4 separate regions of the Homo sapiens genome follow, and all the other regions are linked to region 3. Evidence: chromatin contacts called from ENCODE Hi-C or POLR2A ChIA-PET data. All regions are on one chromosome and are shown on one strand. Each heading gives the region's core, a stretch centred on a gene start or an enhancer-like site at or near the end of the contact. The rest is flanking DNA. Distances are from core to core; before and after follow the strand shown.

Region 1 (3,419 bases), core at 294-2,793, 430 kb after region 3:
CCGGTGTGTCCTCCTTGCTCATCCTGACTTGTCACCTGTATCTTTCTCTCCCTACTGGAGCCCTGCAAAGCAGGCATTTTCATCTGCTGGGATATCCCCAGCCCCTGGAACAGCCCAGGCTCATAATAGACACCGAGTTTGCAGAATAAGTGAATGAATGGGAGACTGAAGGAGTGAGCTTGCTTGTACACAACCACCTCTCAGAACACACATGCATCTGTCTGCACCGGTCTGTCATTTTGAATTCTGGGGCAGGGAGGAGTGCCATTGATTTGCTTCATTCATTCGCCTGGTGGTGTGTGTCCCTCCCTTTTGACTATAGCTTACCTGGCATGCACCTTCTTCCTCACTGCCCCAAGGCCTGACCTGGAGTCCGGCCTGCCATAGGCGCCCCTGCATTCCTGCTGATGACCAGAGGGCTTCAGTGGTCTTGCCTGGAGAGAGTGACCAGTTGTGGTTGGGTCTCATTTGCATGTGCTTTGCATAATGCTTTGCATAACCTCCTACAAGCCACATTGAGCAGGGAAGGTGGGGTGCAGAGAGGACTGGCCCTGGGGCCCCCTGAGAGCTGACCCCTGCAGCAGATGTTCTGGGGTTTGGGGCTCCTTGGGGACCAGCTCCACCTGGTGCCAGTCTCCCCAGGCCAGGTTAGGGGTGCAGATCTGGACACAGTGAGGGTGAGGGTACAGGCTTCCCTCGCCAGACGCGGCTTCTCCCTTCCTCTCCCTGGGAAAGGGGAGGCCTCACTGCAAGCCCCAGGAACCTGCCCCAAGGCCCTCCGAAGTTCAGGCCCTGCCTCCCTGCACTGAAGAGGCTGGGGTTGGGGGGCAAGTGTCACCCACGCCTCAGAGTGAGCCCTAGATCTGAGGAGAGACAAGATGGGGAGGAGGGGAAGGGGGTCAGCTCAGAGGGCAGCCCTGCCCACTCTGCCATGTCCCAGCTTTCAGACGTGGCTGAGAGGACATGAGATGCCCCGCTCCCCGGAGCGGGTCACAGAACTCGGGGTAAGTTTCTGGTCTGCCTACCTGGCAGATGCCCCTAGAGAGTGGCCTCCCCAACAGCACCGACCACCCCAGGGCAGGTGGGGAGCAGCGTCCCCCACCCCATGACCCCGGCCAGCCTGGCCACCCTGCTGGGCCACATGGTGCCACAGGTCAGCAGGGGTCTTCAGGCCATGTGAGGAAGGTGTCTGGGCTGGTGGCCAGGCTGGGTGGGAGGGGTGGGGGCAGGTGGAGCTGGGTGGGTGATTGGGTGACCTCGACCCCTCAGCAGGCTGCACCAACCCTGGCTGGAGCTGCCACTGGCCTCAGCTTCCCTTCTCAGCAACTGTGACCTCAAGCAGCTGCTGCACCTGTTGGGTGTGGGTGAGCCCGGCTCTTCTTTCCCTTCCAGGGGAGGAGTCAGCCCAGGAGTCAACTACGAGGTCGGGGAGGGGATTAAGGAGCTGAGAACAGGAGACAGCAGAGGGGACAGGCTGTCTTCAAGCACAGCTGGCACCTGGGGAAAGCCGCCTCCTCCCTCCCACTGCCCCCACCCCCGCTTGTTACTGGAAATGAGGAGAGCCTCCCAGGTCCCAGCAGAGCTGCTGCTGGTAAGTCCCTTCCCCAGCGGCCCCTCCACCCCTCACAGGCCCAGCTGTGCCAGCCCAGCCTGGGCCCTACTCCCGGCTCCTGCTTTAGGTGGTCTCCTGTGGCCTGAGGCCCTGGGGGTGGGCAGGGGTAGGCACCCAGGCCCAGAGGCTCTGCGCCTGTCTCCAGGCTTCCCTGCTGCCTGGGCTCTGTGGTGGGAGGCGGGGTTGCAGGTGAGGGGAGTCCTCCGTAATCAACCCCGGTTTATAGGAATTGGGGCCCCAGTGCCCAGACTCATGGGCCTCCAGGGGAGCAGGTGGGAGGCTCTGCCCAGCCCACCTCCCTCTGAGTATGGATCTGAGGTCACACACACCTGGCTGGAAGTGACTTATCCTGTGAACCTCAGCGTCCTTACCTGTAAAAGGTAACAAAATTCTCTCTTCCTCCAAGTGGCTGAGAAAGGTAGAAAAACAGAGTAAGAGCAGCTGGTCCCAGCCCCGTGAGCACCGGCCGGGACCCCTCGGGTGGGATCCCATCGTACCATCTCTGCCCATGATCCAAGGAGACCATTTCAGAGAGGCTGAACAACATGCCGGGCTCAGGGCACGGGGCAGGCTTTAGTTTTGCCACAGCCAGCCGGCTGGTGAGCAGGGGCGGGGCAGCCGTGGGCCTGGAGAGTGGGGGCGACTTCTTCCTACCCCCTCCCAGAAGGAGAAAGCCCACATTTTTAGGTACCACAGCAGCCCTTTTGGGCAACAGGCTTCCCCTTTTTTTTTTTTTTTGGAGACAGAGTCTTGCCCTGTCGCCCAGGCTGGAGTGCAGTGGTGTGATCTCGGCTGACTGCAACCTCCGCCTCCCAGGTTCAAGCAATTCTCCTGCCTCAGTCTCCCGAGTAGATGGGATTACGCCCACCACCATGCCCGGCTAATTTTTGTATTTTTAGTAGAGACGACAGGGTTCCACCATGTTGGCCAGACTGGTCTGGAACTCCTGACCTCAGATGATCCACCCACCTTGGCCTCCCAAAGTGCTGGGATTACAGGTGTGAGCCACTGTACCCGACCCTCTTTTTTTAAAAAAACCTTTTAAGTTCAGGGGTCCACGTGCAGGTTTGTTATATAGGTAAGCCCGTGACATTGGGGTTTGTTGTACAGATTATTTCAGCACGCAGGTACTAAGTCTAGTACGCATTAGTTATTTTTCCTGATCCTCTTCCTCCTCCCAGCCTCCACCCTCTGATAGGATCCAGGGTCGGCTGGTCTATTCTATGCAGATTCTTAGAAATATCAACTGAGACCGGGTGCGGTGGCTCATTCCTGTAATCCCAGCACTTTGGGAGGCCGAGGTGGGCGGATCACCTGAGGTCAGGAGTTTGAGACCAGCCTGGCCAACATGGCAAAACCCCGTCTCTACTAAAAATAACAAAATTAGCTGGGCATGGTGGCACCTGTAATCCCAGCTACTCAGGAGGCTGAGGCAGGAGAATTGCTTGAACCTGGGAGGCGGAGGTTGCAGTGAGCCGAGATCGCACCACTGCACTCCAGCCTGGGTGACAGAGCAAGACTCCATCTCAAAAAAAAAAAAAAAAAAAAAAAGATAAATACCCCTGATGGAATGCAAGGGGAAAGTTCCGCCCTTAGCCCATCAATCCTGGCAGGTGCTCCACCCTCCCACCTGGGGACCCAGGTGGCAACCGGCAGAGCGAGCTCAGAAACTCCACGTCAAGGTAGCAAAGCAGCATCCGCCTGGGTCCCCTAAGGGAGTAGGGCTGCATAGACCGGGTGCACCCGCCCTGGGCTGTTACAGAAGGAGAAATAAACTTCTCCACAAGCCACAGCTGCTATTGTTGGC
Region 2 (3,503 bases), core at 885-3,384, 270 kb before region 3:
CTCACTGAGCCTCTGTTTTCTCATCTGTAACAGGGAATATAAGAGCAGCTGCTTCCCATCATGGCTGGAAGTATTAAATGCATTCATTTGTGGCAAGGCTTATAGTAATGCCTGGCGAAATCCATATTAGCTATTATAGGGAGCGTTCCTCAATTTGCGGAGAGGTTTGGGGTAGAGGCACAAAAGATGACCTTACAGGCCAGTTAACCATTCTCATCTCTGAAATGCCCCGCACTTTCCCTACCATGTCTTGGGAGCGGCTTCCTGATGACAGCAGTTCTGTCCACACGAATCTGAGGCTTTCACCCAGCTGTCTTCTCAGAGCCGAGCCGCTGCCCCTTCCCCTGCCTGTCCCCTGTCAGCGCTTCCCTCCACCCCATGGTCATCGCACACCGGAAAGGCCTTGCGAGCCCCAGGGGAGCAGATGTTGGTGCTCCGATTCCACGAGGAGGCCTCTGGGTTTTCCATTTTACCTGCCTGGATGGCTTAGGACTTTCCCGGACTCTGGGGCTAAAGATTCGGCACCTGAGTTTTAAAACCTTTCCCAGCACTTCCCAGAGATGCCCTCCCGTCCTCTGCACTCCTGTCCTTCCCTGGCCACTTGGGCAGAAGTCATTAGCACTGCTGAGAAGGGATGATGCTGGGGTTTCTGTGCACTCAGGCCCTTAATCCAGATGAGATTTTTTTAAACTCCCCACAGCCAGTTCTATTTCCAGCTGCACCTGCCCCTGGATCTTCACAGTTCCTCTGGAGGGGATTAGGCAAACCGTGCAGCTGCCTAAAACCTCACACCTTGAAGGAAATAGTCATTGAATGTCTGACCTCTGGGCTGGCTGTCTCGGACTCTAAGCTGCCAGGGAACCAGGGCCTTCCACCCAGTGGGACTGCCTGGGGGCTTTTAAATGCCCCTGCCTGTCCCCTACTCCCAGAGATGGTGACTTCCTGGGTCTAGGCATTAGGAGTTTGTAAAACTCCCTGATGATTCTTCTGTCCAGCCCAGGCTGAGAACCACTGGTCAGAGGCCTGGGCACATCCCAAGGCTCATCCAGAACCATGGGGTGCAAGTGACAGAAACAAGAGCGGCTGCTGATTGCCTCACTGAGCGGTGAAGCCCAGCCTTGACCATGGATTAGGCCAGCTGGACCCAGGAGCTCAGGCCGGAGGATGCCTGCTTCCCTCTGCTCTGCCCCACCGGCCCCAGCAGCCTGGGCCCACATCCTCTCAGTCAGAAGCTGGCTCTCACCGGCTGGCTGGGCTCACAGCCCCACCCTGAAACCAGCAGTGTGGCCCGGGGCCCCCGCAGGGCTCAGACAGCCAGGCCTTGGGTGGTTGAAGGCCAAGAGCTGGGGGCCCTCTGGGAACCACACAGCCGGGAATGGGAGGGGGTGCTCCCCAAGGGACAGTTGAGGTGCCGGCTTTCAGTGGGAGGAAAGGGAATGGGTATGAGCTGGACAGAGCCATTATGTCACCCAGAGAGGCTCTGTCCCCCGCCCCGCTGAGGGGGAGACAGTAGGAGAGTGGCCACAGGTCCAGCAGTGGCGAGCACAGGCTCTGGGGTCAGGTGTTGGAGCAGGGTCCAGCTCCTCCACTGGCCAGCTGCATACCTGGTTCTCAGTGCCTCCCTCCCCTGGGGACAGGGGACAGTGCCATGCAACCTTGTGGGGCACAGGCCCTCTGTGTGGTCAGCATGCCAAGAGCACAGAGAGGGTGGATTTGCACATAAGCAGCCCCCTGTGTGGTGTTCACCCAGCCAGCAACGTGCTAGACCCAGGAAAAGACTCGGAGCGCTCTGTCAGAGTCCACAGCCACACCACCAGGTGCAGACTGTCTGGGCCCAGAGCCTCTGCTTCTTCCCCTCCCGTCCACCAAACGCCAGCCCCTGACCAGCCTGGCGGCCTTTCCAACTGAGTGTGGCTGTTAGTCCTCTTGCAGGCCTTGCTCCAGCCAGACTCCCACCTTGGGCCTCTGCCAGCCTGGCACTGATAGCCACAGGCAGAGCTGAGACAAAAGAGAGGGGCCCTGGGGAGTATCAGCAGCAGCCAATCCCGGAAGACATCTATGTCAGGTGGTTTCTGGAAATCGAAAGTAGACTCTTTTCTGAAGCATTTCCTGGGATCAGCCTGACCACGCTCCATACTGGGAGAGGCTTCTGGGTCAAAGGACCAGTCTGCAGAGGGATCCTGTGGCTGGAAGCGAGGAGGCTCCACACGGCCGTTGCAGCTACCGCAGCCAGGTAAGCTCCTGCCTCTAGCTCTCAGGTGGGCACCCCTCTCAGTCTCTCTCTCTTTTTTATTTTTATTTTTTTTGAGACAGGGTCTCACTCTGTCACCCAGGCTGGAGTACAGTGATGCAATGTCCGCTCACTGCAGCCTCTGCCTCCTGGGTTCAAACGATTCTCCTGCCTCGGCCTCCCAAGTAGCTGGGATTACAGGCGCGTGCCACCACGCCCAGCTAATTTTTGTATTTTTAGTAGAGACAGGGTTTCGCCATCTTGGCCAGGCTGGTCTCAAACTCCTGACCTCTGGTGATCCACCCGCCTCGGCCTCCCAAAGTGTAGGGATTACAGGTGTGAGCCACCGCGCCCGGCCAGGGCACCCCTCTCTCTACACAGGCAAGTGGGGGTCATGCCTCCCTGTTTGCACATAGGCCTGGAGCTGGGGATCCAGGGCTCCTGAGTCCAGCAACAATCATTGCTGCTCCCAGGCCCACAGGGCCTCTGTGTACAGTTGGGCAGATTACTCACTGCACAAGGATACCAGCCAAAGGGCAAGTGGGTTAGAATTCAGCTTGGCCCTCTCTCAGACCTGTGCATTTGGCCTAGGCCTGCACCCACTCCAAGGAAGAGCACCTTTTTTTCTGATTTGCACGAAGGGGCCAACACAGGCAGCCGGGTCTCAACTGTATGAAGGAATCAGGCAAAAATAGCCGCTGCCACACAAAGGGCAGCGACGCCACCTGCCAGGTGCTTCGTTGCCCCCCCCCCTTTTTTTTTTGAGACAGAGTCTTGCTCTGTCACCCAGGCTGGAGTGCAGCGGCTCACTACAATCTCTGCCTGCCGGATTCAAGCAATTCTGTTGCCTCAGCCTCCTGAGTAGCTGGGACTACAGGTGCACACCACCATGCCCAGCTTATTATTATTATTATTTTGTATTTTTAGTAGAGCCGGGGTTTCACCATGTTGGCCAGGCTGGTCTTGAACTCCTGACCTCAAGTGATCCACCTGCCCCAGCCTCCCAAAGTTCTGGGATTACAGGCGTGAGCCATCGCGCCTGGCCAGTTGGCCATTTTTCCAAGGCCCTGAGTTACTCTCCCAGGACGGACAAACCTAGTGGCTGCAGCAGAGTGAAGTGGCTGGGGGCAGAAGTGGAGAGGGCGTCCACCCATACCGGCGTGCCTGGGACTGAGGGGTTTCCCAGGACACAGGGAAACTTCAGTGCTAAAACCAGCACAGTCCCCAGCACACAGGACAGGCGGTCACACCCTGGCCCCTTTAGCCATCTACT
Region 3 (3,322 bases), core at 502-3,001:
TTACGTGGCACATTGAAGGAAAAAGTCAGCTTTGTGTCTTTCTAATTCTAGCAAGCACATACACACCCATAATGTCTGCCTTCCATCCTTCACCGCAAGGCCTCCTGAACATAGGAGCTTCTTCCAGTGTTTAAAAAATTGAACTGGAGGCCGGGCGCGGTGGCTCACGGCTGTAATCCCAGCACTTTGGGAGGCCGAGGCAGGTGGATCACGAGGTCAAGAGATCGAGACCATCCTGGCCAACATGGTGAAACCCTGTCTCTACTCAAAATACAAAAATTAGACGGGTGTGGTGGTGCACACCTGTAGTCCCAGCTACTCGGGAGGCTGAGGCAGGAGAATTGCTTGAACCCGGGAGGTGGAGGTTGCAGTGAGCTGAGATCGCGCCACTGCACTCCAGCCTGGTGACAGAGCGAGACTCCGTCTCAAAAAAAAAAAAAAAAATTGAACTGGAGAACTTCAAAGGTCCCAGAAAGCCTTAAACTGCTCCTAAATTTTTATGTGAATTACTCCCCTCTGTTGTCCACTGTCGGTGTGCATTTTAAAGTTTCTGTTTTTCCTTTGTGTAAAGGAAAAGCTTAATGAATGCTGCTGATACGATTTCAAAGGGCTGGAGTGTCCAGTCATGTCTGAGGATAATCGTGAGCTTATTTGCACCTTCCTAATGCTTAAGGGAAGAAAATGTAGAAATGCGATGATAGTATAAAAGGACAAGGACTCTGCTTTTTTTTTTCCTTTTATTTTCATGAAATGTTAGTGACTTTGAGAGTTTAGTTTTGAATGGGGTTCCCAGACCGTTTTCTGACTGCTTAATGCAATAAATGAGCTGTTTCCAATTCACTACATGTCTGTATTTTTCTAAGCCTAAGTCTTCCTGTCTGGCTTCGTAGGACTGTTTGATTTGTTGTTTTAGACTCCTGTGGGCAGTGCCTTCAGGGTATAGTGAGGCTGAGTCCTCCACAGAAGGCAGCCAGCTCACCACGGCCAGTCTCTGTATTGTCCATTTGGTATTTTGGATTAGTTTCCCCTCTTTCCATTTTAAACACTCGTAGCTTAAATGAAACGGATACGTTGGACTTCATAAAAATTTAAAACTTCCGCTTTTGTAAAAGATAAAACTATTAAAAACTATTAAAAGAAATGAACAGGCAACAGATTAGAAGTAAATATTTGTAACAAATATATCTGAAAAAGGACTTGTATCTAGAATATATGATAGAAAGGCAGCCCAAATAAGAAAATGGGCAAAAAACTTGGACACTTTACAAAAGAAGCCATATGTGTAGTAGACACATGAAAAATGCTTAACATCATTAGTTGTAGGGGATGTAATTTAAAACCACCATGAAACGGTACTTCACATCCCCTATGATGGCTAGAATTAAAAAGACTGATGGTACCTCATGTTGGCAAGTGCTAGTGAGAATAAAATAATATAACCATTTGGGAAAGAAGTTTGGCAGTTTCATCAGCAATTCAACTCCTAGTTACTTAAGAGAAATGAAAACATGTCCATACAAAGACTTGTACAAGAATATCTATAGCATTCTTATATAAAATAACCAAAAGCTGGAAATACCCTGAATGGCTGCCAGCAGGTGACTGGATAAACAGGTCGAGGTAATAGACTATTACTCAGCAGTGTGAAGGAATGAACTGCTAGCGTGCAGCAGCACGGATGAATCTCACGAACATTGTGATGAGTGAAAGAAACTGTGGGCACCGTGTGCTTCCATGCGTGAGCATCTAGAACATGCAAACTAAGCTGTGCTAGTGTGCTAGCCGAAATCATGACAGTGCTGCCTCCGAGGTGGTTGCTGGGGCGGGGTGGGGTGGGGTTGACTAGGAAGGGCCATAGGGAACTTACAGGGATGGCAGGAATATTCTGTATTAATCTGAGTGGTGCTTCAAGGGTATATGCACTCATCAAAACAAATTGAACTGTGCACTTAAGGTGTGTGCATTTTGTTAAATGTAAATTTTACCTCGATCTTAAAAATGTAAAAAAAAATGGCTTTTTTCTGACTATAAAGGTAATACACCTTTACTGCAGAAAATTGGTAAAATACAGAAAAGTATAAAAAACAAATTTCTCATAAACACTTATCCCAGAGATAATCAGGATTCATATTTTGGTACGTTTCCTTTCTGTATATTCCGGTGTCTGCACACACATATTCAGAATTCAGTGTGCCCTTTGTTTTTCTCTTGATTAATTCTCTGTCAGTTACCATAGAACAGCAAGGAAACGCAGACACCAGGAACGTGAGTGCATCCAAAGTACTCAGCCAGTGAATTTGGGAAGACTTGTAACTCATGAACTGCATCTGAAGTTGTGAGTCAGGAAGTAGTCTTTAGGTTATTATTATTTTTTAATCTGGAACTTAAAATGGTTTTCCGGTATCGAAAGCGCCAAGACGGAAGTGATTCTGCACATCCCTGAGGATCCATCCATACGGGTACTCAGGCTCACCCTGCATTTGTTTCTCAAGCAGGCATTACATTTGCTCGGACTTTCTTATAGGAGAGAATTCATGTTTCTCATCGACGATCTGATGCATTTTGTAGGAATGATCCTAAATACTATTTAATCAAGCAGAAATAATATACTCATGTAGTACAGGATTTCACTTTCTGAAATGTATACGCGTCAGTTAACTAAGGCGATCCAGTAGCAGTAAGCTGTTTTCCTTTGGACACCTTAACTGGGGTGTCAGACCTGTGTAGGCTGGGGAAAGCCACTTAGAGAAGTAGCTGCCTAAGGCCTAGAGCTATAGGGGCTCCAAGTGGGGCAGATAGAGAAGTGAGCTGGCTAGCTAATGAAATTAGGGAGCCATCTCTGGTGTGTGTCCCAGGCAGTCATGTGGCACAGACTGTGACTGGCGGATATCTGGGAGTGTGCGTTCTGGTGGCTGCAGGAAAGCCTTTGGTGAGGACTGGACTGAGGCCCAGGAAGCTGAGCATTCCCAGGAGTTTCACCCCTTGCTTCTGTGGGCACCTCTGACGCTGCCTCACCACTTACACTGGAAACCATGAAACAGGCCTTCCTTGTGGTATTTGTTTGGAAATACTGATCAAAGTAATCTTCCTGGATTTAGAAAAAAATGATTAGACAATCATTTTAGTTAAATAGGAATTTCTAGATACCTGGTCATAACCCTTCATTCTGGCTGAAATTAAATGGTGTTTCCCCCATGACTTTGTTTCCTAAGGCAGCTGTTGACAGGGGAGCCCAGATTATCTTACACCTGGAAGTTCTGATACTACTCACAGTTTTCAGGTGTTCCTTTCAAAAGGTCAAAACAGCCTGGATGCGATGACT
Region 4 (3,377 bases), core at 621-3,120, 290 kb after region 3:
TCTCTAAACTTTCCAAGAAATGATTCGCACTTAAGCTGCACTCCAGCGACGGGGAACACAGGGACTGGAACACGACAGCCCCGCGCACCTAGAAAGCCGGGAGGACTGCGGCGGCCGCCGCCCGCCGCCCGCTGCTCTCTGTTGCTCCGGCTGCTTTGCAGAGTTAGGGAGGCTTGGTGTGGGGAGCTCCTCAGGGAGAACCTGCCTAGGACAGCCTCGAAGGTCATCAGCAGAGACAGAGGGAGCAGTGTGCGCTGCGGGAACGGCACTGCAGATAGATTGCTTAAGCCTGGCTGTGGCATAATGATATTTACTCTGGTCCCACAGAATCTGGAGGAATGCGAACTCTGTTTACCGAGAGCCTCTCTCCAAACAGAAACCCAGTGCCCCTGCACATTCCTTTGGCTCCTCCAGTCTAATTGTCCCACAGGACACCGTAATAACTAGTTGGAAGGCAAACAGTGTTAACTGATGTGATGTGCTGCTGTCCAGGGCACTGTGGCCAGGCCGCCGCTCCACCTATCCCCAGCCACTCAAACTGCAGGTCTGCCTGGTGCGGAAGCTGCAACTGTCCTTGTCTAAGACCAGGTGAGCCTATGCAACCTTTCAGACCCCATGAAGGGTGACAGTGACTCCTGCCAGCCCTCGGGAGGGAAAGGCGAGAAGCTGCTTCTAGAGAGGCAAAGTGCAGGGACTAAATCTAATCTCACTCCCCGAAAGGACAGGCTGCCATGCCCTGTAGCCCAGGAAGCTTCTCTCTGTGCAAGGGTCAAGCACCTGAAGATGATAAAGAGATCAGGCAGTGAGGTCACAAAAGCAGCTCCTGGAGACACTGGGGGATATGGAGAGCTGGCTTTATAAACACACATGACATGTATTCAAAATCCCCTGCTACTAGGTGACACAAAAATGTTTTAAGTAGATCCAATAAAAATAAAGTTCATTCTTCAAAAAATAAATTGCTAGGGAAAAAACAATCACAAGGTGTAGTCCTTAATTGGACTTCAAGTCAAATAATCGAAAAAATTAATTTTAAGGCAAGTGGAATTGTGAACACCATTTAGGTATTTGATGATACTAAGACATTCTTGGTAATTTTTGTTTCAGGAGTGACACTGGTGCTGTTTTGGTTAAGTACACATTTTGGGGGAAGACAGCAGGATATGCACGTTATTTAGAAATACGGACACGTGTGCACATCAGAAGAAACAAGCCAAGAGTGGCTGCCTGGGGGAAGGGAGGGCAGGAAATGGCCGCAGTATTGTTTTACTCTCTACATTTGCACACACTATTCAAATAAAATGAAAAGTAATTAAAATAACTAGGAAAAGCTGCAGATAAACTACACATTTTTAAACAATGAGACTTAGCAGAGCACTAAGGTGCCAGGCACTAAGGGAGCCCACGCTGCACACATGAGATGCCGGCACTAGCGCATGTGCCGGCCACATGGGTCCTGGCTCATCTTTGACTCCTCACCGTCCCTTCCCCACAAGCCACCATCCAAAGGCCCAGCCATCCAAAGCAACAGAACTACCCACAACATCCAGAACCAGAGAGCAGGGGCCTCGGGAGCCTGACCCCACCCGGAGTGCAGTCCAGGCCCTGAGGGATCCAGGACACAAAAGGTCACTCAGCAAAGACCCCACCTTTAATGGCAGCCACCCCCTGCCCGGACCTCTAGGCGTCAAGACAGTCCAGGGGTACCTCAGGTGACTGTGGGACCCCACTGGTGCCTCTGGTGAAGCGGCAGGCCCCTCCTGGGTGGGCAGAGCAGGTCCTGTTACTCAACTTCCAGAGTCTAGAAGGGCGCAGCTCTGTAACCGCAGCACAGGGATGTCAGCGAGGCGTCCAGGCAGCAGCCCACGGTCTGGCTCTACCGACGCCCCACCCTGTGCACTACAGCCGGCCAGGGCAGCAAGCCAGAGCCACTCTCACGAGCAAACGTGCTCCCCTCCTCCCACGTCTACATCTCCTGCACCAGTGTGCTCAGCTTGGAGGGGCTCAATCTGCCTTTCTGCCCCCTCATCCCTGAGCCCTTGCCCCAGGGCTTCTTCAGGACCCCCTGGGAAGGGAGAGCAGAAGGGGACTACAGGCTGCCACTGCCGACCCCAGCACAGGCGCCTTGGGACTTAGTGGAGTGGGTACCAGATGGAAAGTGAACAGACTGCCTAATTTAGCATCCAGCTTCTAACTTTGAGGACAGCTGCCATACCCCTGAAGATGCTGCTCTGTGTTTAACTGAGAAAGGGATCAAAGAGCCCTCTGGAAGCTCTGGTTGAGTCAGAACAACCACCTGCCCCACCTGTGAACTCTCGGGAAAATCGTGCTGAGAGGTGATGCTAGAGACAGCACCTGTCTGTCCTCAGAAGAAGTTCTTGATCAGTGGAGTCACCATCTTCACCCACAGCTTCACCTGGCGACTCGGCTGCTCGAAGGTGGCAGAGGACACCACACCTGACCTCAGGTAGAGCTGCTCTTGCTCCTGAGGAAGAGGAACAGACAGGAATAGTGAGGAGTCCCCTCCAGCACCACACCACATGGCCGGCTGGCCCCAGCCCAGCCCCTCAGGCCAGCCCAGAAAACCCTGACTTCCCATGTCTACCTGGCCCAGAGATTCCCAGGGTGCTCTGGTGGCAGGCAAGGCCAGGCCCTACAAGTTGCCACTGTCAAACATTCCTTAGAAAAGCTAAGAAGCCGTGTTCCTAAAGACTTTTAAGGGCTGGGCACAGTGGCTAAAGCCTATAATCCCAACACTTTTGGAGGCTGAGACAGGAGGATCGCTTGAGCTCAGGAGTCTGAGGCCACCCTGGGCAACACAGGGAAGACATCATCTCTATGAAAAAATTCTAAAAATTAGCCGGGTATGGTGGTGTGTGCCTGTAGCCCCAGCAACTTGGGAGGCTGAGGTAGGCAAGGGTTTCAGCCCGGGAGGTCAAAGCTGCATGAGCTGTGATGCTGCCACTGCAATCCAGCCTGGGTGGCAAAGTGAGACCTTGTCTCAAAAAAAAAACCCAAAAGGCTTTTAAGACCAAGACATGTAAAGGACTCTAAATTTCTTCAATTTAGAGTTGAAGAAATATAACTGGTGGAAAAAATATTTTAAATGTTCACCCTCACTAAACGAGGTAATGCATATTAAAATGAGGTATTTTTTAAATGAGACACAGTTTTTCTTCTATCAAATTGGCACAAAGCCAATTTGTGCCAATGACATCTGTGATGTCATTATCCCCCACACTGATGAACGCTTAGTGCTGAGGGCAAGGGGGACAAGTCATCCTCTAGAGTGAGCTCTGGCAACAGGTATCAAGAACCTTATAAAGCTCCCTTTGCAAGAGCTTACCCCAAGAAAATCACTATGCGCTAAGATTTTT

Evidence for each region. A loop is a pair of places that touch in the nucleus more often than their neighbours do. ChIA-PET counts read pairs that join two places held with the same protein, here RNA polymerase II (POLR2A). Pooled maps may share reads with other maps.
Region 1: a loop to region 3 is called in a map of chondrocyte, with 2.6 times the contacts of the local background. The contact joins the promoter of LINC01993 here to the enhancer-like site in region 3. A Hi-C loop is called at or near these places in 1 of 168 maps with a recorded cell type or tissue (chondrocyte) and 5 of 50 pooled maps. POLR2A ChIA-PET finds 5 or more read pairs at or near these places in 1 of 52 experiments (GM10248).
Region 2: a loop to region 3 is called in a pooled map of heart left ventricle, with 2.0 times the contacts of the local background. The contact joins the promoter of LGALS3BP here to the enhancer-like site in region 3. A Hi-C loop is called at or near these places in 1 of 168 maps with a recorded cell type or tissue (uterus) and 6 of 50 pooled maps. POLR2A ChIA-PET finds 5 or more read pairs at or near these places in 2 of 52 experiments (H1 and activated CD4-positive, alpha-beta T cell).
Region 4: a loop to region 3 is called in a pooled map, with 5 times the contacts of the local background. The contact joins two enhancer-like sites. A Hi-C loop is called at or near these places in 7 of 50 pooled maps. POLR2A ChIA-PET finds 5 or more read pairs at or near these places in 4 of 52 experiments (Caco-2, Panc1, activated naive CD4-positive, alpha-beta T cell and 1 more).

The regions. Positions count from the first base shown.
Region 1 is chr17:78,276,616-78,280,034 of GRCh38, reverse strand. LINC01993 (long intergenic non-protein coding RNA 1993) reads left to right here and starts at 1,543. Exons shown (of 7, transcript NR_073178.1): 1 at 1,543-1,591. RefSeq lists enhancers at 1,010-1,843, 1,844-2,677, 3,239-3,288.
Region 2 is chr17:78,978,554-78,982,056 of GRCh38, reverse strand. It overlaps LGALS3BP (galectin 3 binding protein), which reads left to right and starts at 2,134. Exons shown (of 6, transcript NM_005567.4): 1 at 2,134-2,233. RefSeq lists an enhancer at 1,108-2,100.
Region 3 is chr17:78,704,805-78,708,126 of GRCh38, reverse strand. The region is part of intron 3 of CYTH1 (cytohesin 1); the gene reads left to right. Among named protein-coding and RNA genes, the nearest start is that of SCAT1, 74 kb to the right of the region's middle. Within about 2 kb of position 1,751, at least 9 of the 41 ENCODE cell types and tissues checked have a DNase peak (open chromatin) inside an H3K27ac peak, as active enhancers do.
Region 4 is chr17:78,418,654-78,422,030 of GRCh38, reverse strand. PGS1 (phosphatidylglycerophosphate synthase 1) reads right to left here. Exons shown (of 10, transcript NM_024419.5): 9 at 2,356-2,485. The coding sequence ends at 2,366. Among named protein-coding and RNA genes, the nearest start is that of PGS1, 42 kb to the right of the region's middle. RefSeq lists an enhancer at 1,755-2,439. Within about 2 kb of position 1,870, at least 5 of the 41 ENCODE cell types and tissues checked have a DNase peak (open chromatin) inside an H3K27ac peak, as active enhancers do.